Linked DNA regions of Homo sapiens: all the other regions are linked to region 4. A link is an interaction called in ENCODE POLR2A ChIA-PET data of the cell type or tissue named here. Cell type or tissue: MCF 10A. All regions are shown on one strand. Each heading gives the region's core, and the rest is flanking DNA. Links, peaks and the distances in the headings are about the cores only.

Evidence for each region. Peaks named below come from ENCODE experiments on the same cell type or tissue, not always from the same donor. Only the 100,000 strongest peaks of a DNase experiment are listed, where the experiment ranks them.
Region 1: POLR2A ChIA-PET joins it to region 4 with 19 read pairs; 11 of 35 experiments call an interaction of 5 or more read pairs at or near these places.
Region 2: POLR2A ChIA-PET joins it to region 4 with 15 read pairs; 5 of 35 experiments call an interaction of 5 or more read pairs at or near these places.
Region 3: POLR2A ChIA-PET joins it to region 4 with 11 read pairs; 11 of 35 experiments call an interaction of 5 or more read pairs at or near these places.

Annotation. Positions count from the first base shown.
Region 1 is chr1:58,723,753-58,732,052 of GRCh38, forward strand. The region is part of intron 5 of LOC112268263 (a long non-coding RNA gene); the gene reads left to right. Among named protein-coding and RNA genes, the nearest start is that of MYSM1, 28 kb to the left of the region's middle. RefSeq lists a silencer at 3,087-3,136 and an enhancer at 3,098-4,297. In MCF 10A, for the core only: no CTCF peak of the experiment used is centred there; a DNase peak (open chromatin) is centred at 3,839.
Region 2 is chr1:59,672,193-59,677,192 of GRCh38, forward strand. FGGY (FGGY carbohydrate kinase domain containing) reads left to right here. Exons shown (of 16, transcript NM_018291.5): 14 at 1,847-1,941. Among named protein-coding and RNA genes, the nearest start is that of MIR4711, 59 kb to the right of the region's middle. RefSeq lists an enhancer at 1,321-1,848. In MCF 10A, for the core only: no CTCF peak of the experiment used is centred there; DNase peaks (open chromatin) are centred at 849, 1,239, 1,879 and 2,579.
Region 3 is chr1:59,696,436-59,701,435 of GRCh38, forward strand. All of the region lies in intron 14 of FGGY (FGGY carbohydrate kinase domain containing), which reads left to right. Among named protein-coding and RNA genes, the nearest start is that of MIR4711, 34 kb to the right of the region's middle. In MCF 10A, for the core only: a CTCF peak has its summit at 3,000 (motif pointing left); a DNase peak (open chromatin) is centred at 2,996.
Region 4 is chr1:58,774,122-58,781,966 of GRCh38, forward strand. It overlaps JUN (Jun proto-oncogene, AP-1 transcription factor subunit), which reads right to left. Exons shown (of 1, transcript NM_002228.4): 1 at 6,670-7,845. Among named protein-coding and RNA genes, the nearest start is that of JUN, 6.0 kb to the right of the region's middle. RefSeq lists an enhancer at 24-83 and a silencer at 7,723-7,845. In MCF 10A, for the core only: a CTCF peak has its summit at 7,829; a DNase peak (open chromatin) is centred at 5,920.

The DNA.
Region 1 (8,300 bases), core at 1,709-6,708, 52 kb before region 4:
TCATGTAAATGGAATCATATAATATGTAGTGCTTTGTAACTTCTTTCACTTAGCATCATGTTTTCAAGGTTCATCCATGTTGAGTACTTCATTCCTTTTTGTTGCCAAATAATACTCAATTGTATTACATTTTGTTTACCCATTCTTCAGTTGATGGACATTTGGGTTGTTTTCATTTTTTGGCTAGTATGAATAATGCTGCTATTATTTTAAATTCTGCATTCAAAATTTACTGAGTGGATGAATAAATTAAGGAAATGCAATTATCATACAAAATAGGCAGAAAATGCCATATCTGTAACCTTAACAGAATTTTCATTCTTTTTTTTGTCCTGAACAGCAAGAATAATTGGAAGTAGCACAGCGGTAACTGAAAGAAATAATAAAGGCCCAACAGAATTCAATAGAGCAGATGCACATTGTCGGCTTCAGGCTGACCAAGGAAATCAGAAGTTGTGTTTGAGTTTTGTACAGGTTATGATGGCAGTCTATGGGGCTTTGTTTACCAACTTGGCTTTGGTGGAAAGTTTTTGTCTTACTCTTTGTAATGTGCTTAATATAAGCCATTCATCGAAAGTGTCAAGAGAAACCAGCAAACTTACTAACCATGACTCTAATTCTTTTAGGTCATTTGTAAATTTGAGGAAATTAAACACATTATTAGCAATATGGGCAAGAATTGCTTATAAGCAAGGGCATAGGGCAAGTTAGGAATCGGCTTAACACTCGACCATTTACTTTGCTGTATGTCAGAGCTGGAAGCTTGGGGGTCTCCCTGAGGTGCCAGTCTCAATACTCCCCACTGGTTCTGAACCAGTTGAGTCAAAGAGAAGATAAACACACCAGATTTAGACTGACAAAAGTAGCCTCACCCTGAAGCAAAATTGGCTTCTTCATACTTAGCTACCTAGACACAGCTGGGCAAGCAGCCCTCCCCCAAGAAACAACCACCTGCCTCACAGAGCAGAAGGAAGAGAAAGCTCACAGGTCACAAAATGGGAAGGAAGGGTGGGCCATGTGGGAGCACCAGTTTGAATACCTTAACCCCAGCCGATATGGGATTGTAGACTAATGGAGGCTAAACTATTGTGAAACCATCCATCACTAATTAGTTAGCAAGAGGCAGGAGGACCAAAAATTTTATTCTAGCAGAATGCCCTGGCTTTCTACTGCTGCTTTACAAACCATTCCTAAACCAGTGGTTACCTAGACAGAGTACAATTTTCTCTCACAGTTCTGTTTAGCTGGGTGGTTCTCACTCAGGGTCTTTCATACAATTATAGTCAGAGATGGTGGCTGGCTCTGGAGTTTTCTGAATACTTCTTCACTTGTGCCTGGTATGTGGGCTGGGATGGCTGGTGTGCCAGGGCATCTCTTCTCCCATTGGCCTCCCTACTTTTCTAGCTTGGGCTTCTTCACAGCATGAAAGACTTAGACTAATCAGATTTTTTTTTTTTATGTGGCAGCTGACTTCCCCCATAGCTAATTTTTCTAGAGGCCCAGATGAAAGCTACAAGGTTTCTTACAAGCTGGCTTTGTAAGTCCCAGAACATGATTTCTATTACATTCTGTTGGTCAAGCAAGTCACTAACATTAGCTCAGACTCAAGGGGTGGAGAATTAGACTCCACTAGTCAGTGACAGGAATAGTAAAAAAATTACAGCCATGTTTAATTTACTTTACAGAAATGCCTTCATGAAAACATAAGGACAGGGGATAGCAGCTAACAATGCTTGAAATACTATATGTCAGGGACACATTGCATTATCATGTTCACTCTCACAAGAGCCCACAAGGTGAAGTGTCATTTTCCCCATTTTACAGGTGAGGAATCTGAGGCCCAGAGGTTAAGTTACTTGCTGGTCAATAGGTGGTAGAGAAAAACAAAAAACAAAAACACTGTTATGTCTGATTCCAAAGCCTTTATTATTTCTGCTATACCACACTATTATTCATCTATTATAAATCTCTCATTACACAGAAGAGAAAATTGCACCCCCTTAAATGCTTTTGAACTAGCAGACTTGGAAAACAGTAACTTTTATGACAGTTTCACTGGTTAAATATTTGCTCTGGTCCAATATTTCATAAGTTAATTTTGAGCAAAATCCATACTCTACGATATGGAGTTCCCTATTAGGTGGGAAAGGATGCTTTCAACCAGGACCTCATCAAGGGAGCTTTCCTGGAACCCAGAAGGAGATCCTATCACCCATCAGATTGCCAGAGGATGAAATTTCTTAGAAGCCCCTCTCACATCATGCTCCCCGGTTTTTCACTTAGAACACTATAGCACTCTTACTCCATCCTAGAATCAAATCCAAGCCCTTACATTAAATAAAACTCTTCATTAGTGCTTGTCAACTCTATAACACCCACTTGTAGTAATACACATTATACGTATCTCCTTTAAAAATCCTGAAATAGGCCAGGCGTGGTGGCTTATCCCTGCAATCCCAGCACTTTGGGAGGCTGAGGTGGGTGGATCACAAGGTCAGGAGATCGAGACCATCCTGGCCAACATGATCAAACCCCATCTCTCCTAAAAATACAAAAATTAGCTGGATGTGGTGGTGCATGCCTGTAATCCCAGATACTCAGGAGGCTGAGGCATGAGAATTGCTCAAACCCAGGAGGCAGAGGTTGCAGTGAGCCGAGATTGTGCCACTGCACTTCAGCCTGGCGACAGAGTGAGACTCCATCTCAAAAAAGAAAAGAAAAAAAAAATCCAGAAATAGAAATCATACTACTGACGCACCAAGCTCAAAGACAACCATGAAGGAAAAATCATGAAGAAGAAGCTAGAGGAGTGTATTTATAATAAAACAATATACATTTTAATAAGCAGATGCTGGAACACATCTATATTAGAAGAGATACATTACTAGTGGGTCTCAAATAATGATGAAGAACTAGTTAAAAAATTGTTTTATGATCTACTACTGTCCAATATATTTGTAAAATATAATGAAACTACTGTGGTAAAATGCAACGGCTACAGAGGTTACTCTTACTTCCTGTAGGTAACTGTCAGGGGACAGCTAACAGTTTGTAGACCTGTTTTGGTCTTGGATCCCACTTTGAGTGGCAATGCATCAGATCAATTAATGTTCACAGTAACCCTACCAGGTAGGTATTATTTGGAGTCTCCATATTATAGATGAGGAAATTGGGGCACTGAGAGATTAAATAACTTGCCTAAAGCTCAGATTCAGACTCAGGCATTTTGACACATTGCTAATGCTGGACTTCACAAACATACCTGTTACAGATACAAAGTAAGATTTGGTATCCCTGAGGTGTGCACAGTCTACTGGAAGAAACAAACAGAAAAATATTAGATTAATAATTTTGGATTTTGACAAAATGTTTGTCATCAAGTAAAAATTCAGGAGCAAGGCCATCAATCCACTGAAATCCCCCAAGACTCCAAAATCCCCCTCCAGGCAGCTTTTCAAGAATTTTCTCATTTTACCTCAATATGAATGCACAAATCTTTGAAACATCCAAATCTCCAGCTCTACCTCTGACTCTCGGTGAGCCCAAGTTTTGAAAAGGCCTGGGGTTTGGGAGAAATGATGCTAGTCATTCTCAAGTTTAGCATCTTTTTGAGAAAGAGTTGTGCCCTTTGTGAAGGAGTGTGGAGGGGATATGAGAAATTAATTGGCACATCTGTTCTCATGTCTGTTCATGAGCAGCTTGTGATCATAAACAACTCATTTAAGGGCATTGTCAGTCTCTCCCCAAGAGGTACCACCCCCATAACATTTGTGGACTGCACACTCTGGCATGTGAATCACCTTTTAGAATGAGTGACTGTTGACTCACCCTTCGGAGAGCTTCCTATTGAGCCAGTATTTGCCCTAAAGCCTTGGAAAGAGAACAAAACAACTTTTGAAGGAAATGAATACCATTCCTTTGTCAACTGTGAGACTGTCACAGCTAAAAATGGGCTTCACTTCCCGTGAACAACAGCACCCAAGTTTCTGCAGGCTGCTGAGGCTTAGACCTACCACGCTGGATAGGCAGCTTCCTGAATCTTTCCAGTAGTGCCACTCAGGGGACATTTATTGAGCACTTACTATATGCTAGGCACTATACAAAATAATTTACATATACTATTTCATTTTATTCTGAAAACAAATATAATATGAGGTAGATGTTATCATGATTTCCATTTTACAATTGATTTAAACTGAGGCACATAGTGGTTAAGAACTTGTCAAAAGTCTGAGAGCTGGAAGGTGGAAGAGCCAAAGTATTTGACTCCAAAGTGCTTGCTCACAAATACCGAGCCTTAGTGAGCATTAGACTCCAGGAAGGGGCCTCAAGAATCCAAGGGAGAGTCGGGAGCGGTGGCTCATGCCTGCAATCCCAGCACTTTGGGAGGCCGAGGCGGGCGGATCACGAGGTCAGGAGATCGAGACCATCCTGGCTAACACGGTGAAACCTCGTCTCTACTAAAAATACAAAAAATTAGCCGGGTGTGGTGGCGGGCGCCTGTAGTCCCAGCTACTCGGGAGGCTGAGGCAGGAGAATGGCCTGAACCCAGGAGGCGGAGCTTGCAGTGAGCTGAGATCCTGCCACTGCACTCCAGCCTGGGTGACACAGCGAGACTCCGTCTCAAAAAAAAAAAAAAAAAAAGAATCCAAGGGAGAATTCTCCTATATTTACTGAACAATTGCTTTGACCTCGGTCCCTACACTACGATGCACAAATATGATGCAGAGAATATGGCATCACACATGGTCCAAGGTCCTTGGACTTTCATCACCCTGTGATGGGGATTCAATGTCTCCTTACAGAGTTTGGGGAAGGAGCCACGAAATACTGTATGAAAAGCATCTCACTTAAGCCTGGTCTATGGCAGATACTCAACGTACATTATTCATCTGTCCTCTCCCACAACACTCATAAAAAACACAAGGAATGTGTAGTTGCACAAAGTAGATAGACACACATTCTATAAGCACAGTACTGAGGGAGGAAACAATGTAAAAAGTAGAGTTTTTGAGGCATACTTACAGATACCAATAGGATATTGAGCATCCACTGTGTGCCAGATATATATAAATATATATAGTGTGTGTATTATATACATAAGTATAATATATTATTAAATATGTGATAACAAATTATTATACATACTATACATGATAATATTTATTATGTATATAATACTTATTTTACATACATTTATATTATGTATCATATATACAATATTTCATATACAATAAAATATCATTATATATGTAACATATAATTTATGTACAATAAGATATTATAATGTATACTTAATATATAATATATACAATGATAGATTATTGGGTACACAATAATAGATTATTATAAATGCAATATATAACTATTACATATTACATATTATATATGATCATTATATATTATAATATATAACAGAAAACCTGTAATTATATATAACATATAATAATACATAATTATATAATATGTCATGCACTATAATATAATAATATATGATTATATAATATAAATTACATATATGTAATATATAATCAAAATTACATATTATATGTAATATATAATCAAAATTACATATTATATGTAATATATAATCAAAATTACATATTATATGTAATATATAATCTAAATTACATACTATATGTAATATATAATATGAATTACATATATTAATATATTATGCATTTCACATAAAATGATATATTAATAAATGATATAATATATAATAATATATAATATAATATTGCACATATTATATATTATACAGTATATGTACATATATGTACATATACTGTATAATGTATTGCATATAATGTGTATATATACTATATATTATATATTATATATGCGTCTGTATGTATAGTACACATATATTATATATGCGTCTGTATGTATAGTACACATATATTATATATGCGTCTGTATGTATAGTACACATATATTATATATGCGTCTGTATGTATAGTACACATATATTATATATGCGTCTGTATGTATAGTGCACATATATTATATATGCGTCTGTATGTATAGTACACATATATATGCGTCTATATGTATAGTACACATATATTATATATGCGTCTGTATGTATAGTACACATATATTATATATGCGTCTGTATGTATAGTACACATATATATGCGTCTGTATGTATAGTACACATATATTATATATGTGTCTGTATGTATAGTACACATATATTATATATGCGTCTGTATGTATAGTACACATATATGCGTCTATATGTATAGTACACATATATTATATATGCGTCTGTATGTATAGTACACATATATTATATATGCGTCTGTATGTATAGTACACATATATATGCATCTGTATGTATAGTACACATATATTATATATGCATCTGTATGTATAGTACACATATAATATATATGCGTCTGTATGTATAGTACACATATATATGCGTCTGTATGTATAGTACACATATATATGCCTATGTACGTATAGTACACATATATTATATATGCGTCTGTATGTATAGTACACATATATATGCGTCTGTATGTATAGTACACATATATATGCGTATGTATGTATAGTACACATATATTATATATGCGTATGTATGTATAGTATACATATATTATATATGCGTATGCATATATTTATATACATATATTATATATACATCTATACATATATTTGTGCATATATGTATACATATATATATATATGTATACATTTATTGGAGTCAAATACTTTGGCTCTTCCACCTTCCAGCTCTCTGAGTTTTAACAAGTTCTTAACCACTATGTGCCTCAGTTTAAATCAACTGTAAAATAGAAATATATATATTGTATATGTATACATATATTATATGTATATATAATATATAGTATATATGATAATATATTATATATGCAATATATAATATGTATATGTTATACATATTTACATATTATATGAATATATACTATATGATATATAGTATAGATACATATTATATGTGCGATATATACTATATAGTATATATACAACATGTATATTATATAGTATGTATACAATATGTTATATATGTAATTTTATACAATATATTATTACATATATGATATATAATTATGTAATATATATTTTTACATATATATGTTACAATGTATCATATATATTAACATATAATATAATGTAGTATATATTATGTTATGTATAATATAATATTACAATTGTATAATTATATAATAATTATATATCAATAATCATAATATCATTACATATCAATTATATAATCATACATATTATATATTGTATAACATATAATACAATGTTATTATAAAATATAATAATAATATATAACATATAATAAATGTTATATATGTAAGATATATTATATATTATACATTAATCCTTATACTGTACATATGTAGTGTATATGTAGTATATATGAATGATATGTTATATATTAATATTATATGTAACATATAACATTATATATTAACAGCATATAAGATTATATATTAATTTTATATATTATCATAACATATAACATATATGTAATATTACATGTTATCATGACATATATTATTATATATGGTATATTACATATAGAATAATGTGATATATAATATATGTAATAATGTATATTTTATATGAGTAATAATATATACACTATGCATAATATATTACATATATTATATAGATCATACATCATATACTACATATATTATTATATATCATATAGATTATATCACATATATTAATATATGTAATAATCTATATGATATATAACATATGAAATAATCTATTACAAATAATGTATTATATATATTAATATACTCTTTTAAAGTCTCAGCATGGGTATTATTCTTCACATGTGATACCAATGAAACTGAAACAGAGAGTTTAGGAAACTTGCCTAAGGAATGAAACCTAGTATGTCTCAAAAATTACCTTTCAGTTAAAGGGCGGTCTTGTTTATGTTGAATGTGCAATGTGGTAGCTGAATTGTATAAAAATAGGTTTGGTATTACCTTGAAGTTTGTTTCAAAACGCCTATAATTTCATGCCCTTTAGGTACATTTTTATTTTATCTAGACCTCTTGATATATAATGACAAAAGTAGAATTCAGGTATTTCTGTGTTGGTTCTGGAAAACAGGCTTGAGAGAGAAGGTGACAGCTGAGCATATCTGTGAATTCAACGGCCAAGGTGTTGACAATGGATGAAATGCATCATGAACCTGGTGTGTCAACAAGGTGGATTAGGGTACAAGCTGAAAATGTATGTTTAGTGGAAGGATGAGGGGCTCCACCCTTCCAATTGGTTTCCCACAGTCTTGC
Region 2 (5,000 bases), core at 1-5,000, 900 kb after region 4:
CCTCTGGATGGTTGATGGGAACCTTTATTGTCCCTTCCCCACTTATCCAGTTTTTAGTCCAGGTCTAGTACATGCATAGAGGCTTCACTTGCCATCTACCTGAATTCTAACAGTAGCAGCCATCATTTCTCCAGGGCTTACTGTAGGCCAGGAAATATGCTAAGCACCAAGTGTGTGCCCTCTCATTAAGCCTCACAACACACCTGTGTGGTACATCTTATCATCATCCCCATTTTACATTTGGGATGATCCCCATTTGCATTTGGGAACCAAGGCTTAAAGAGTGTAAGTGACTTACTGGACACAGAGCTAGTGGAACCAGGAAATAAACTCAGGTCTGAGCTTCTCCCAGCATTCCCACCCCACCTGACACCATGTTGGCAATGTCTTAAGTCCTGGCCCAGTTGAGAGCTGGTATTCCTAAATTCTCTGGGGTGTCTGTGGGAATTTACTCCCCTGCCCTTTTTCTCTGGGTAGCTGGAGGAAAGAATTGAGTGGGGAAGTAATGGGATGTAGAGAGAGTGTCTTCTCAGACAAGATAGGAAAAGAAATCTAGGCTTTGGGAAAATAACTCTTATGGCTTGAGTAGAAGACAGTTTTTACACCACAAGTTTACCTCTGTAAAGTTTGCTGCCATCTCCCGATTAGCAGACTAATCTATACATTATAGACCTAAGAATCCTAAATTATTTCTGTTAATCTTAAACCTACCATGAACCCTCAACCTCTGGGCATTGGCATATGGAGGGCTCCTCCCTGCCTGGTGGACTCCTGCTCACCCTTCAGATGCCTGTTTAAGCCTCATCTCCACCGTAATCTGTGATGACCGCTACCCCAGAAATGTAAGTGACTCATCATTCAGTCACTTACCATGTGCTAGATACTGGTCTAAATGCCAGGGATTCCGCAGTAGTCAAAACAGAGTCCCTACCCTCAAGTAGCTTAAGTTTTTGGAGGGGAGACAGACATTAAACAAGATAAGTAAGTAAAATACAATGTTGGAAGGTGGGATGAAGCAGTTAAGGGGGTAAGGAGTGTTGAGGGAAGTTGTAATTTTAAATCTGATGGCCAGGGAAAGCTCAGTAGGAAGGTGATGTTTGCGGAAACACTTGAAGGATGGGCCGGCAATTAGCATGTGGGCATCTAGGAGGAAGTGTTCCAGACAGGGAACAGCATGGGTAAGGGCCCCGAGGCACACTCAGGAAGCAGCAAGGAGGCCAGGACTACGTGGCTGGAAGGAGAAGAGGAGGATATCAGAGAGGGAGAAGTGGGGCCAGATCTGGGAGGGAGAGCCCCTTGTCAGCCACTGTAAGGGCTGTGGCATGCACCCTGAGAGAGGGGAGAAGCCCCTGGAGGGATGAATCACACCCTCTCTTGCTATCTCCTTTCCCTTAGCACATCTCAGTTAGAGAACCAACCCCCTCCGTAGCCTTCATCTCTCTCATCCATTTCCCTCTGAAACCTGAATAGCAGGGCACAGTCCGATTCATCTCAGTATTCCCTCGGCCAGCAGAGCGCTTAATAAACATCAGTGGATCTGAACTTGAATCAAATGGCAGGTAGCAGCTTGCAGAAGCCTGAAAAACCTGGGCACTGAGGTCTCGTGAGTTGATATATATGGTGTTGGTTCCCTTGGGCTCTTGGCTACTGCACCAGCAGGCACAGGCAGTGAAATCTTTTAGAACCAAATAATCCCAAGGAATAAAGAAGGGAGGACTGCAGGGAGTCGGGCGGGGGGCCTGCTGCTGCCCTGATGTCAGGTGTTTTTGCCACTGCGGCTGCTTGTTGGCTCCTCACACTCCCCTGGCTCTGCTCCCTAACCAAGGTGTGGCCTTGTCCTGCGCAGGCATGCCTGTGGTCCTGTCGCAAGAGGTGGAGTCCGTTCTTGTGGGTGCTGCTGTTCTGGGTGCCTGTGCCTCAGGGGATTTCGCTTCTGTACAGGTATGTGAAGACCAGGGGGTGGGCTGTGGCTCCTCCCCTGTCTGAGGCCATCCTTCCTCTTGACAGCAGCTCGCATTTTACAAAATACACACAGGATATAATTAAGAAATGATAGGTTCCAGCCAGGGAAAGCACAAACACTTCTAGCCTCAGACATATTTATTGCAGTTTTCATTTGACTTGGCCTCGGTTCGTGTTGGTCGTTCTGTTTTTCAGTTGTTTTTTTTCTTTCTTCTTTAAAATACCTTTTAAATTATTCCTTTTAAATTTCCCCTTGACCACTTTTCTTTGAGCACATGAAACAGGTAAGGCTCAAAACTTCAGTGTTTCATGTGTATTTCAGATTTTTATTTGCTTATGTCAACCTCACCATTTTCTAAATACCTTGAAGGCCTCTATCAACAAGAGACACAAATGAAACTGTCAGTATGAAATAAAAAAGGAATTAAAAGGGAAAATAAGGAACAAAGATATAGGAAGAAGGAAACAATTTGGTGGCTGTGATTAAACACATAATTTGGCTCAGAGCTTCCTGGCAGGCAAGACAAAAAAGAACACATGATAAATTGCATAATTCTTACTTTCAAAAAGAGGAAACATACTAGTTTCTGGTGAGAGGGAAAACTTTTCCTCCCACCAAATTGCGAAAGACCTTGCACACATGGGGCTTTGTGGAGAGGTTTTGAGTGCTAAAATAATACAAGGTAAACAATGAATGTGGTATGGAAGCTAAGAGCATACAGGCTCTGGCATTAGACCACCTGGGCTCAAATCCTAGCTTGATTACCTACCAGCTCTTGTGGCCTAAACAGTCTTCTCTGTACTTCCACTCCTTTATCTGTAATAGTAATTGACAGCGCATCGTGAGTTCTGTGTGTCAAGCATGCTCATTTAGTCCCTGCAATAGCTCTATTATCCCCATTTTATAGTTGAGGAACCTGAGGCATAAAGAAGTTAAATAACTTGGCCTAAATGAAACAGCTAGTAAATGCCAGAATCAAGAAGTCTGGCTCCCACTTCTCAACTGAACGTTCAAGAGATATTTGTTCAGCAAAGCAGCAGAGTCCAAATGACTTGCCCATGGTCTCAAGCTTAGGACTACAAGCCAGGTATCTAGTAGCTCAGTAATTAGAGCTTTGTTTATTGTGAACCTCTTATGTTCCAGACACTATGCTAGGTGCTTTTTGTATAATCTTCCTAATACCTATAACAATGCTTCATGAGCCACAGAGATTGGGCCATAGAGATCCAAAATTTAAGGGTACACTATTGGGAACAGACAGATGTAAAAGTGTGATGCTGTTTGTACTGCATTTTGGAAAATGTGGTACACTACACACTATCCAAGCCTCTGAAACTAATGACTGTGAAATCTCCCTCACAAGGAATTAAATCCACTCATGAATTCTTGTGGATTCTGAGTGAGTCTTTAAACAAAGGTGGTATAGTTCAGTTCTCGACTTTTTCTGGATAGTCTCGTCCTTTCTCAAAAATAGCACATGGAGATATTTGTTGTTGAAATATCAATGAATTGTCAATTATTATTTTAGTGTATCAGCTGACGGAGATGTTCTCACAATTAAATATCTTGCCCTTCCTGCGGCAAATTATAATAGTTAAAACAGGGGGGATGCTTACTAAGGTTCTGCAGAGGTTACCCTGTGTTGTGAACTGAATATTTGTATTCCTGCAAAATTTGCCCTGACCCTCAATGTGATGGTATATGGAGGTGGGTCTTTGGGAGCTAATTAGGGTTAGATGAAATCATGAGGGCAGGAGCCTAGTCTGATGGGTTATGATGGTCTGATGGGCCCTTATACAAAGACACCAGAGAGCTGGCTTGTTCTCTCTGCCATGTGAGGACACAGCAAGAAGTCCATTTCTATAGGCCAAAAGAGGGCTCCCACGAGACCCTGACATTGCTGGCACCCTGATCTCAGACTTTGAGCCTCCAGAACTGTGAGAACATAGATTTCTGTTGTTTACCCAGTCTATGGCATTTTGTTATAGTAGCCTGAGATAAGACACCTCATTTAATCTTGACAGTCATCCTGCTTGCAGGATGCGTGTTTTTATCCTTCTGTGATAGGAAGCCAAGCTTCAGAGATGTTTTAAGTAATTTGTCCAAGGCTACACAGAAAGGGCAGAAGCAGAATTGAAATGAAGGTCTCTCTGGGTCTATATCTTATCCTGTCATTCTTTTTCTAATTTGTTCGATTTGTTTTTTCTTTAAAAATATTTTCTGGCTTCTTAAGTGTTCAGTGGTGTATTTTCTGAAAAGAAATGCCATAGGTCACAAATCAGGAGATAGTCTGTAGCTCAAACAGAGAATAGCCTTTCAAGATGAGGCTGCTATACTAGATACATCATACCATGACTCATGGCTTCATTGATATCTTATTCAAAACTGGGATCTCCAGCTCCAAAGGAATTCCACTCACATCTTCCCCTAATGGGAAACTGAGCTTAATTCCACACTGACATCTTGACTACATGAGATTTGCTGTTAGTCTTCTGTAACAGAATCTAAGATATAGTAGATCAGATTTGGAACTGATGACTTGAGTAGCAGCTGCAAGGCTCACAGCATTGTAAAGACAAGCTCATGTCTCCTATTCAACCCAAGGATGTGTGTGCCTGTCCTGATCGTTTTCAGGAGACACAATCTAGTAAAGGGAGCCACCAGCTGAGAGAGTCCTGAGGTCTTATCTGTCATCACTTACCTGACAGACTCCCCATAGTCTGGAGCTCTGTGCTTGCTTTACTGTCCTCAGACGATGTCACTTGTTCTCTCTGGGTGCTTGTTTTATTTGTCTGTTTTATGTATTTTTTTTAATGTTTAAATAAGAATTGCCACCCATATGGGACTATCGAGATAAAGAGCCTTTGAAAGTTCCAGTGACCTCTCAGGTGTAATCAATATCATTAGAATGATAAAATATTTGGAACTGCTTTGGAAATGAAAATGCATGTAGACTTGGCGTCATTTGCTCCCCTCCAAAGAAGAGGGGCCAACCTTTGTGCCCCAGGTCTGAGGACCAGCTTCAGATTCTGGCAAG
Region 3 (5,000 bases), core at 1-5,000, 920 kb after region 4:
TGAAGATAGGACCTGAATTACTAAAATGTGTGAAATAGTACGATAATATGTATAAAAGTGCCTCATGCATAAAAGGCCCCAGTAAATGCTTTCTTCCTCCCTGATTCACATGGTGAGCAAGTGGCGGGGGCCCAGGACTAAACCTCATAGCATCAGACTCCCAGTCCAGTGCTCCTTCCAAGAGGCCTTTCAATTGTTTTCTTTCTGTCTACCTACCTCACACTGTGTCCTTCATCTCTCTGTCTAGCCCCCAGGAAAAGTGCAGCAAGTGCAGGTATTTCTGAAATGACGAGTGGCTCGCAAAAAGGATCTGATGAGTGTTAATAGTAAGCAATGTGTACCTAAGAGTGTAGACACTATTAGCATTTGGAAAAATAGGAATCTGAACTGAGAACTGGAAGGGCCCTTAGAGATCATCCCACACAAACCCTCTTTTTACAGATGAGGAAGTTGAGACCCAGAAACGGGAAGTGCTTTGTGCATGGCCAGAGAGCTCGTTGCTGATCAAACCAGGACAAGCATCCATATGAAACACGCAAATGTAAAATTACATGAAAAAAAAAAACCCTTTACCTCCAGATGTACTGCTTTCCAGAAAAGTGGCGAGGAAATACCACAAAAATACCTTTACTTCAAAAAATTTGAAAATGTTGAAGGTCATGCTTCATATTGTGCCAGGCAAGAGAACATTGTACATAATTGTAAATCACCATTGGAGGAGGTGGTCCTGGTTGTATTCTTTTGTTTGTTTGTAATACACATAACATAAAATTTATCATCTTAACCATTTTTAAGTGTACGGTTTGGTGGTATTAAGTTCATTCACATTATTGTGCAACCATCACCACCATCCATCTCCGGAACTCTTTTCATCTTGCAAAACTGAAACTTTACCCGTTAAACAATAACTCTGCATTGCCCCCTCCCCCAACCCCTAGCAACCACCATTCTACTTTCTGTCTCTGTGAATTTAACTACTCTTTAGATACCTCATATAAGTGGAATCATACAGCATTTGTCTTTTGTTGACTGGCTAATTGCATTTAGCATAATGTTCTCAAGGTTTATCCATGCTGTAGCACGTATCAGAATTTCCTTCCTTCTTGGTTGTATTCTTAATGCAACATAGCTTGTTCTCTGTGATCTGCTGATTATAACCATCGTCGCTGTGAAGACTTTGGCGTGCTTAACATTTTTGTGACTTCTTTCCAGTGGGGGAAATAGATAGCTCAGTTGTGGACGATAGCAGCAATGGGAAGCAGTATTTGAGAAGAAATCAGACTCTCTTCTTCCAGTCTTTTGCAAGTAGGTGACACAAGAGGTAAACAGAATTGCATGCTGTGCCCCTCCACATCACCCCCTATTTTCTTTGTTTCTTCTGCCCAAGGCTTCAGTCAATCAGAGAAGCAATGAGAGTTGAAGATTTTAAAAGTGGGTTTTCAAATAAGACAAGCTTGGGTTCCAGTCCTACCTCTGAAACTTACTAAATATGTGATCTTGGGTAACGTGATTGAACTCTCTGAGCCTCAGTTCTGTAATCTGTACATAGAGATAATAATACTTTTATCAAAAAAGCATGTCTTTTTTTTCCTTCTGATTGATGAGATGCTTTCTGTATTTTTTCTGGATTTAAACATAGTTTCCAAAGTTAAAATATTAATAGTACTTTTCCCTGTCCCATTGGGTTGTTTAGAAATGTAATGTGATATATGACATTTTGGCCTCTCTGAGATGTCTTGTTCCAGCCCAAAGATTATTAGGGAACCTCATGTCATTTGAAAGGGGAGAAAGATAATTTATTGATAAGGTTCTGCATGTCATATGTATCATTTTTTTCTCATCAAAAACACTGAGTAGAACTCTATTATGATACTTGGTCCTTTACTTCATACTTTTCTATCTTCCCAGCTAGTCAGAACCATGCCCACCCCGCAGTTCCCACCCCTTGGTCAGTACCTAGCATTATGCCCAGAAAAACTACAGATGCTTCTTCACACTCCCCTCCAACCCCCACACCCCCATTACCAAAGTGTTTCTATAATGCTCTGGGAATCAGCATCTCAATTCCCCCATGGCCTCATGGTTAAACATACCATTCATTCGACCTCTCAACTGTGACAAAGAAGGAAGCCTGGGTGTAGAAACTGATTTCAGCTCCCCTCTGAAGTTGGGCGTCTCTCTTTGCTGACCACTTGGGAATTTTTTTTTCTTGCTTCTGACCCACCTCTCCCCTTTCTTTTGATAAACAGGACAGCTGTCCCCAAAGGGATGAATCCATTACCTTTCACCAGAGTTGAGTTCGTTTTCCATTTCATCTTTCTGCTTAAAGAGAAAGCCCTTTAAAAGCGCAGCGCATACATTGAGTGCGTGTACTTAATTTTTAATATGTGTGTGCCCACAGCCAAGAGAACAGAGAACCTTAAATAATAATGAAACTGAATTGTACATGTCGTATGTTTTATGTGGCACTGATTCCTAAATATGCTCCTAGCAGCCAGGTATTATTTAATACATCCCCATTAATCAAGCTGCCAAATCTAAATGAAAACCATGTTTAAATATGTTTAATAAGATTATAGCTTTTGGTTGAATATCAAACTAACATAGCTACATTTTTCCTTCCAGCCAGCTCTCATTTACTGTCTTACATTTTTACTCTGAAAGCTTTTGTACTATCAAACCAATCTTGATTATAAAACAAATTATACCACAAACTTTTAGTATCGTGAGCTTCAGCTGAGTCCCTCAGTGTAAATGTTAGGAGAAAGAACAGTTCTGAGATTTTTTTTCTGGCTAAAAAATGATATTTTTCTTCTTCTTGGGGTGAGCCTTTGAGTTTAAAAGGAAATTAAAAATTCAATTAGAGATACTAAATTGTTTGTAGCTTCTGTATTAAATGATGTCTGCCTTTTGCATAGTTATTGAAAGTGTTTCATATTAAATGTACTTTTTCTTTTTGACGGTTCAGGCTTCTGTTAGTTTTGCAATAGTGACACCTAGGGGCTGTAGAGAACATTGCATGGGCTGCTAAAATCTCAAAAACAACCCCTCTGCTCTTTTGCCATGGATAGAAAAAGTATTTGTGGGTCATTGGGGCTGATGGAGAAAGAAGGCAAATGGTACCCTGGGCGAGGTAGGTTTCCAGTTCTATTTACCAGGCTTCCAATATGCAAACAAAAAAAGGAGGTAAATAAAAAGAGGTTTTTATAAAAATAAAGAACTAGCTGAACTTGGAGTAACATACAGTATTCTAGCAGATTTTTAAAGTTATTGATAAAACAACATCATATTTATTAACATGTTTAATTCTCGTTCTTATTTGCAACAGTTTGCCTGCTGTTCTTGCCTTTGTAACAGGCATGTCCCGCGTTGATTGCAGAGAAGTGATGACTGTATGTGGTGCTTTGACTTGTTCTGTGCGAATGTCTCGCTTCTCACATCTCTAATTCTTCTATTTGCCTTGTTCAATATTCTATATCCATATTCACCCTTATAAAGTTGTCATTGAGACTTTTAGCCTATTTGTTCTCTCCACTGATATCATTATTTCTTCTAGCTTCTCAGAGCCCTTACATTTTCTCCATGTTTATATGGCTTGAAGCTTTTAAATTCTTGATCAAAGCAATCATAAATGTGTCTGTTACAAACACATTAAAATTCTTCGATTATATAAAAACTGACAAACAAGTCTTATAAAACTGTTTTTGTACTACATTAAGTTCAAAATAGGTGGCACATGTTTAACTTTGTACACTGTAGGAATTCTAAGAATCATTTCAAAAAGAAAAAGCAAATACAGTGCACAGCAATGCATATAATTCTTATAGATGAGTATTATCTATCTGTCATATCTCTCTGTAAATAATGATGGTGACAATGATGATAGGCAAAGTTTATTGATGTTTTTTATATGCCAAGCACTGTTCTAACCACTTTGCATGAATTAACTCAGTCACCATGGGACAGGAACTGTTATTATCCCAATTTTTACCCACATTCACAGAATGCTTCTGTGTTCCAACAAGGAAACTTCAACAAAGTAGTGCATGAGCTTATCACAGGTCGTGTGCAATAAGAGTTTATGTTATTAGTTTTTCCTTGAACTGCTTGGGAGTCAGTGTCACTTTTCTTAGCCCCATTAGCCTGCCCTCCCTTTGGAGTGTGCACGTCTCCTTTACTGTCTGATACCTGTCTGCTTTCCTCACTGAGTGCCTCTAGCTTTGTCTAGCAACACCTGCCCTCATAGAACTTACATTCAGTTGGGAAGATCCTAAGAAACAGCAATCACAACAAGTAATATTGATTTCAGGTAACAAGAAATGTTACAAAAGAAAGCAAAGTGATATCAGGGAGCAAAAATGGAATGACAGACTGGGTGTGAAGGGCTGGCTTTGTGAGCAGGAGAGAGGCCCTCCTGAGGAAGGGATGTTCGTGGTGAGTCCCAAATGACAGAAAGGACAGCAAGTGCAAAGGCCCTGGAGTGGGAATGAATTGAACATGTGTGAAGGAAAGCAAAAAAAGCAGGGAGGCTGGAATGTGTTGAGTAAGGAGAATACTGTGGGGCTCCTCTCTCTTTCCTTTCTCTGCTGCCAACACTTGTGTTTTCTGTCTCAGACTCTAGTTTCACTGAATTCAAAGAAATGGTTTGGAATTGCAAAATCCTGAGATGTCATCCACTGGGAGTGCTGGGGATAGGGGGACACGTGCAAGAGAATTGGCCTAAGAAAGGTTATACCCTGAGTATCTTCCATATATACCCATAGCCCCACACATTTTTATCTTGCAAAGTCAGTTAAGATGAACATAAGGCAGAAGTGGAATCCCAGCACAGTTCATCCTCAGTGCTCCACAGCACGGAACAGACCTTGGATATCGTACTTCACACAAGTTTGGTGACTCTTTTTTTATGTCTGCCTCTCCACTAGACTGGAAATTGACTGAGGACAGAGCTTATGTCATAATCATTCTTCAGTCATTTTTCTTTCTTGCATTCATTTTAT
Region 4 (7,845 bases), core at 2,846-7,845:
TACCTCAATTCCTGATGTGTTTGTTCAGAAGTGCAGTGAGGAACAGTGGGAAGGGCAGAGGCTCTAGTGTCTTTCTAGCTCTGAAGTTTGGCAAGATAGTTTTTTTCTCTAAATCTCAGTTCCTCATATACAAAATGAAATAACAGTGCCTGTGTGGCAGAGAAGTTGCAGAGTTCAATGAGATAGAAATTTACATGGCAGTACTATTCAAGAGCAAGGTCCTGTGTGGACAAAGCCAGTTCTTTGGAGTCAGGAAGAGTTGGATTCAGCTTGAGCTTCTACAAGTCACTTATTTCCTAAAGTTGAACAAGACCTGATGCTCCATTTCCCCTTAACACCAACCCTGGAAGTCCTAACACAATGCCTGCTACATAGGAGACATGTAGCAAATGGTATCTATTATAAATATTATATACGTGTCGGTTTTTATTATGCTTGTAGCAAGCATTATTGGTTCCTACCAGAGGATATCGTTCCTACTGTTGGTTCCTACTAGAGTTAGAATATACTAGGTAATGCTATAAGAACAAGCAACCCTCAAATTCAGTGCCTTAAAGCAACAAATTCTTGGGGGATTTTGCTCATGCTAAATGGTCACTGTGGGTATGCTGGTGGTCAGGAGTTGTGGGAGAGGAGAGTGGACTCTGTCCACATCACTATCGTTTAAGGACACAGGCTGATGGACATTGCATTCCTGTGTGTCCACAGTTGCCAAGGCAAAGAAAAGGGAAGATGTTGAATCTTGTAGTTGCTCTCAAGGCGTCCTATCTTGGTGTGATATGTCACCATTGTTTGCATTTCATTGGCTGATGCAAGTCAGAAGTCCTCTCGCTTAAGTTCAAGGAGGTAGGAGATGGCAAAGTACAAGCAATCATGGTGGGTTCATTTCCTAGTCATGAATGATTTTGAGTCTAGGAATATGACCTGCTCCTGTCCAATGGGACAAAAGGGCAAGTCTACTGGGGTGGAGGTGGGGAGCCGCTAGGAAAGTTTCTCTTGTTAATAAAAACAGAAAGATGATAGTAAACATTCCTGCATTGCTGGTGACTATTGTGTTGACTTATGATGCCGGAAATGCTGCAGGTATCTTGAGTGCTCACAAGAAACTTCCTTGACACACTGAGAATGGTGAAATGAAAAGATAGGAGGCACCTGAACCCGTGATTATGTCATTAAGCCACTACATTAGCCACTCGTGGACTTGTTTCATAGCTGGTCTTCTGGTTTACGTTGCATGTTCTGTTGCTGGCCCCTGCACACATCTTAACTGGTAGAATGGTCAATAATAGAACAATTCAGATGCCTGCCCATTTTTCTCCAGGATAACATAATATCAGGAAAAGTTTCCCCCTTCAAGCATGAACCTAAGATCAATCAATACACCCTGGAAGAGATTAGTCATCAGCCCAAGGTGATGAATGTACAATCCTCAGGATATTTGGGAAATATTCAAATTCTGTCCAGGGGACCAGTGAGTACCTACAACCTAAGAAGGCAATAACTGTATTGGTCATCTGGTAACACAATTGTTTGAAGCAATAATGAGGCAATCATCAAACAATGTTTTTTAGTGATGTACATGAAAGAAGTTTGTATAGCAAGAAACTCTCAGGGCTTCTCAGCACAGAAGTGTTCGTTCTCTCCAGAGAGGGGGAGTTTGCAGAGAGGCAAGGAGAGTTCATTAGACATTGCTGCGGCATGGACAAAATATCCCAGGAGACTATCTGATTACCTTTGCTCAGATGCTGTGCACATCAAAGAACCTTCTGATAACTAATTCAGTCCTCAGGGTCCTTGATGTAGACGTAGGGGTGTGCACTGAGTAAGAGACCCAAGGTCACCAGGATTTCTGTTTCTTGGAACAATATAGGTGAAAAATATGGTTCTTGATGCCTGGGGACCAAATTGTGCCCCACCAGTTACTGGAGCCATGGCCTCAACAAAAGCACTTAAAACTCACTGGGAGCCTCAGCTTCTGCTCCCATGAAACATGACTACTATCAATGGGCATCCCGAGAACAGTGGTGAAAATAACATGAGACAGAAGAGGCAAAAGAGCTTTGGAAACTACAAGAGTATGGATGGGTGAGTACAAATGTCATTGCTCATCACTCTTTCTTTTGCTTAGTATGCTCCAGGGATTCAGGCCTTCTCATAACTACTAGGGTGCACCAGAGTCTTTCCCAGGCTCTCCTTCATGCTGATTCTTCACCTGGGATGTCTCACTCCTATTCATCTGCTCTTCACATGGGGAACTCTTAGTCTAAGATTTCTCAGCTCAAGTAGTTCTCCAGAAATACTTTGTTGCCAACCCAATTTAGATCTTCTCTTTATTAGTGCCCAGTTCTTTTTCTTCATTGCACTTTAATCATATATTTATTTGTGTGTTTCTTTTCCTTCCTCCCTCCCTCCCTCCCTCTCTTTCTCTCTCTCTTTCTTTCTTTCTTCACGGAATCTCTCTCTGTCGCCCAGGCTGGAGTGCAGTGGCGCCATCTCAGCTCACTGCAACTTCCGCCTCCTGGGTTCAAGTGATTCTCCTGCCTCAGCCTCCTGGGTAGCTGGGATTACAGGCACCCACCACCATGCCCAGCGAATTTTTGTATTTTCAGCAGAGAGACAGGGTTTCACCATGTTGGCCAGGCTGGTCTCGAACTACTGACCTGAAGTAATATGCCTGCCTTAGCCTCCCAAAGTGCTGGGATTACAGGTGTGAGCCACCATGCCTGGCCTTGTGTGTTTATTTACTGTTCCTTTTAGCTAGATGAGAAACTCCATGAGGGAAGGCATCCTGTTGCTTTCACTCTTCTGTGTTCCTGGTTTCTGGCACAAAATAGGATTTCAATATTACTTGTGGTAGAAAATGAGTGCTATGGGAATGTAAAATGTTATTATCAGTTCCCTCAACATAATTTGTTTATACATCAAAGAGTTTATAAAGTTTGGGTCAACTAGCCTCATTGAGCTTAATCAATTCTAGGTGACCAGATAAAGTCAGGTTTGGTCTTGCAGCAGTGAAGACCAGTTCTGTGCTATAACCCTGGAAGGCCTGGCCTACACGGGTGCAGGTCTGTTTCATTCACATCTGTTTATTTGAGCTTCCTGACTCTGAACAGGTGGGCTCTAGACCATTTTGTGAGAAGATTTTCTTTCAGGTATCAAATGGACCCAATGGAGAGGAAAATGTAAGCATGGAGCAGGTAGCATAAGAGGAAAGCAAACCTCCTGGTATCCCTCTTTAGGCCTAACTCATCAGAAAGTTACATAAGAAGAAAGGTGGCATGATGTAGCCTGGACCAAGCCATCTTCTTCCCATTTGTCCCCCAACTGTAAGACTACTTTAAATACCACAGGCATTCTAAATAAAACTGAAAACCTATCTTTGGTATTTCACCCCTTACCTAGCTTCTTCTTCACCAATCCATCCTCCAAACTGTTGCCAGCATGAATCATTCTTAAGCTGAGGGTATTATGTCCCCACTCTGTTTCAAATTCACCTGCTTTCTCCGTCACCTATAGGATAACATGGAATGGATATTAAATCTCAACCCAAGCCTTCAACTTCCCTGCCTCTTCTCCCTTCAGTTTTCTTCTCGTATCTTTCTTCCGAGCTTCTCTAAGCAGCCTTCAGGTCCCTAAACACAAGACGTTTTCTCATACTTCTCTGCCTTTGCATGCACGTTTCTTTCCAATCTTTTCTGCCTGGTAAGGCCCACTGGATCAGCTCAAATGTCACCTCTCCCATAAAGCATTTTCTAATAATGTCTCCTTCTGCTCCCATCTGGCACCTTTTTCTTATAGCATATATCTTGTGCCTTTAGAATAGTTTCTATTTCATCTCCACATTCCACTCTACCAGAATGTGAGTTCCTTGAGAATAGGGATTATATTTTGCTCATCATTGAATCCCCACAGACAAGCAGAGGGCCTCAAAGAGACTCAGGACCAGAGGAATGCCCTGCTTTATGATGTTCAAAAGTCCAAAACCAAACAACTCAAGTTAGGTTCCAGAGTTAGGAAAGAATAGTTTTACATTCTGGGGCCATCCCAGCTGCTAACCCTCTTCCCCTCTTCTATGAGATCCTACTTGACCACCATAGAGGTGGGTGGAGGAGGCAAGGGACAATCAAACCAGAAGTCATGGCCTCTTTCCTTGGTTCATGAATGCACTTCTCTAGTAATGAAATGACATGGAGGAATAGATGGATTAGCATGATTCCTGTCTCAGCAAGCAAACATTGGGTACTAACTTCTGGACCCCTGAAATATGTCTAATTTTACTAACAGAAAGTCCCCTCTCTCATTACCAATAAAGCTGGTTGTTTTAAATGAAGACACATCTGGAACTGTTTTTGTGCCTGCCCAAGGACACACATAGGCTCCATTTCCACCTTCAAAACTAATGTTTCAGGCAGACCCATTTAATGTAAGAAGATGCTCACCTGCATTAGTGGAGGCAGGAAGGGACACTGTGTGTGGCTGGATGTATGAATGTGCTAACAGCTTAATTCTTTTAAGAACACTCACTAAGTACTGGGCTTTAGAACTTGAGGGTTGGCCAGGTTGACTTTGAGGGTTGATCCATCACGAGTTATGCACCTGGAAATGAATGAAGTATATTTACTAGAAGAAACTAAGACTTGGAATTATGTTGGAGGAGGGTTTGAGCTCACTTGTTCGTTCAGTCATCAAACATTTATTTTATGAACATCTACTATATGCCAGGCGCTACATTAAAAGTTTGGGAGTCCATTGATGAAGAAGATAGGGTTCTGACCAGGAGACACAGAGGTTCATAATACATTTTTGTATGTGCTATCATAGGATTTTTGATAAAATGTTATCATGCTCATTAGGGAATTATTCATTCCTTTTGAAGATGGAGTTACTAAGGGAAGCTTTACAGAGAAGGTGTCACTTACGCCAAGACTTGAAGAATGGGTAGGATTTATCAGTTGAACTAGAAGGAAAGGTATTCCAGGCAAATACATGCAAGCAGAAACATGAAGGGGTGAAAGAGCATGGGATTTAGATCCATACAATGATATGTTTCTGATAGTGGGCATGTAGCTGGTCAGTTCATGGTTTATTAACCCTTTTTTTTGAGTCATGGAACTCTGGGAGGGTCGAATAAAAGCAAAAATTTCTCTCCTCAGAAGAGTGTGTACAGACACACAAACACAACTTTCTGGGCATTTTCACTGAGTTCATGAACCCTCTGTCTTGATAGACAGAGAGGGTTAAATGTCCTTGATTGAATTATTTTATATATGTAACATATATATATGTGTAAAAAAAATTAAGAGGATTAATGACGATGTGTCACCAGCTTCATCTTCTCCAACTATTAGTGTTACCTTAATTCAAAGATTAACTCATTGAAGGCCCATAATAAGCTTAACCATTAAGTGTTTATAAGCAGTTAATCTTTTGTCTCCAAAATTTACCAGAGATCATGGGTTAATTTCCTCTACCACAATTACTTTTTTCTACCCCTTTTGGTTAGAATGGTTAGAATTTCAAGAATATACATTTAGAATGTTAATTGAAACAATCAAGCATGGGGATAGGCCTGAGTTTCAGACTTTTTTTTTTTTTAACACTGAAATCTAAAGCAAACTGGGGAGTGGTGTGGCTTTTCTGTGCTGTACTGTTGTCTGGGCTTAGTCTACCTTTGCAGGTAATTAATTCCCCAGCCTGCTTATTTTTTCTAGTTGGCTCTTGTTTAGCTTCCACAGAGCCCCACCCCAAAATGCTTTATTGTCCCTCTGCTATTTCTACATATGGTCAAAATCATCTCACCTTCCGGGTTGCTGACATCGGCAAATTCAGTTTGGCAAACTGGGCTCTGCTCCCAGTAACCCTTTGTTCAAGAAGTGTTATTACAAAGGATCCGAAGCTAACAAGCCTGTCCAATCTCTTCCACTCCTAGATATACTCCTAAGGAGAAACTCTTTGTGTATTTGGATTTACAGCCACAGGCAGGATATTAGCACTCCCAGACCTACTGGGTACTAGAACACTGCTAATGAGCAAACAGCCCTGACTCAATTAGTGGTTTGTGAAATATTCCTGGATATCAAATTGCTTTTGCTGCCTGATAATCACACTGGCTCTTGGTATGAAAAGCAACCAAGCAAAAAATTGTTCCCTTGTTAAGCACTGCCTTGTTGATCTCCTAAGTTATATCTGTAGGTAGAATTCAAGTTTCCCATTTCCCCAGAGCTGAGGTTTGATTTACGCATGTAATCATTGAGTTAGTACTAGTTCATGTTTTCTCTTGTGAATCTTTTCCATAGTATTAGATTACTATCTTTTGAGACTTATTCTATATTTAAACAAGGTTGATTATTTTAGAAACAAATTAAGAAATAAGCTACAGACAGACCCAAAATGCTAAACTGTTAGTTTCCATAGGCATAGGGGTTTATTTGGGGGTGAGGTAGTAGAGAGAGAGATAGAGATGGAGAAAGAGGGAAAGAATTAATGAAATTGGGAGACTGTTTCATTCAGATCACAACTTCTAGTTTGACTCTTCCTAAATTCTTTGCTTCTTAATTTTCAAATCACTTCAGATTGCAGCAATGTTAACCTCAGCAACTAAAAATAAAAACTTCAGTATATAACTTGGGAAGAAAAAAGTAGTAAAGGGAAGCAATTCAAGATCTGTTATTGGTATTTGAATACATTTATTGTGACAAGAATGCTGTTATAAATATTCATAAGCAAAGGCCATCTTTTTATCTAGGAATTGTCAAAGAGAAGATTCCAAATTGGAAGGATACATCTTTTGTAAAATCTGCCACCAATTCCTGCTTTGAGAATAAGCACCTATTGTAAAATTTCTACTAACATTATAAATGGTCACAGCACATGCCACTTGATACAATCCAAACTTTGAAATGTTTGACTTCTCAGTGGGCTGTCCCTCTCCACTGCAACCCCCCTTCCTCCAGCCTCCTGAAACATCGCACTATCCTTTGGTAAGCAATTCCATATAGATAGCTGGGGGAGGAGGAGTATAACCTGACCATAGCATCAGGTACATCAGGTACATTTATTTCTAAAGTCTAATAGAGAACAGTTTTTACTGCTTAATAGTAAGAAGCACTGAGAGTGATTTTAATCGACATTCTTAACTCTTTCAACTCCACCTAGATAGCTAGTATCTACAGATGATGCAGAAAAGAGGTTAGGGGAGTACTTTCCAATAGTTTATTGTATTTTCTTAAATATCCTTTCTGGAATTTTCAGAAACAAAACATAAAAAAATTATATACTTTATTACAAATGGTAAACTCAGAGTGCTCCAAATCTCTTATTTACAAACAACACTGGGCAGGATACCCAAACAAACAAACAAGAAATAACTTACAAAGGCATGAAGCTGTTTATTGACAGTAATCAGCTTTCATCAAATTAAAAAATATATATATGTACATACACAGTTAACGAAGGCAGGCCAGAAAGAGTTCATCTGTAGGCTCAGCCTCGCTCTCACAAACCTCCCTCCTGCCGCCCCTCCCCAACCCTCCCCCCGCTTTGTGTTCTTAAGGAGTACTACAGAAGCAATCTACAGTCTCTATTGCAGTTTGTAACCCCCTCCCCCTCCCCCCTTTAATACTGAATGAGATCGAATGTTAGGTCCATGCAGTTCTTGGTCAATGTTAACGAAAAGTCCAACGTTCCGTTCGCGCGGGGACAGCCCGTCCGCAAAGCGGGGCAGCCCGCAGGCGGCCGCTCCCTGGCTCCACGCCAAGGGAGGGCGCGCCAAGTCCTTCCCACTCGTGCACACTGGGGGCGCCGTCAGGACGCAACCCAGTCCAACTTGGATACCCTTGGCTTTAG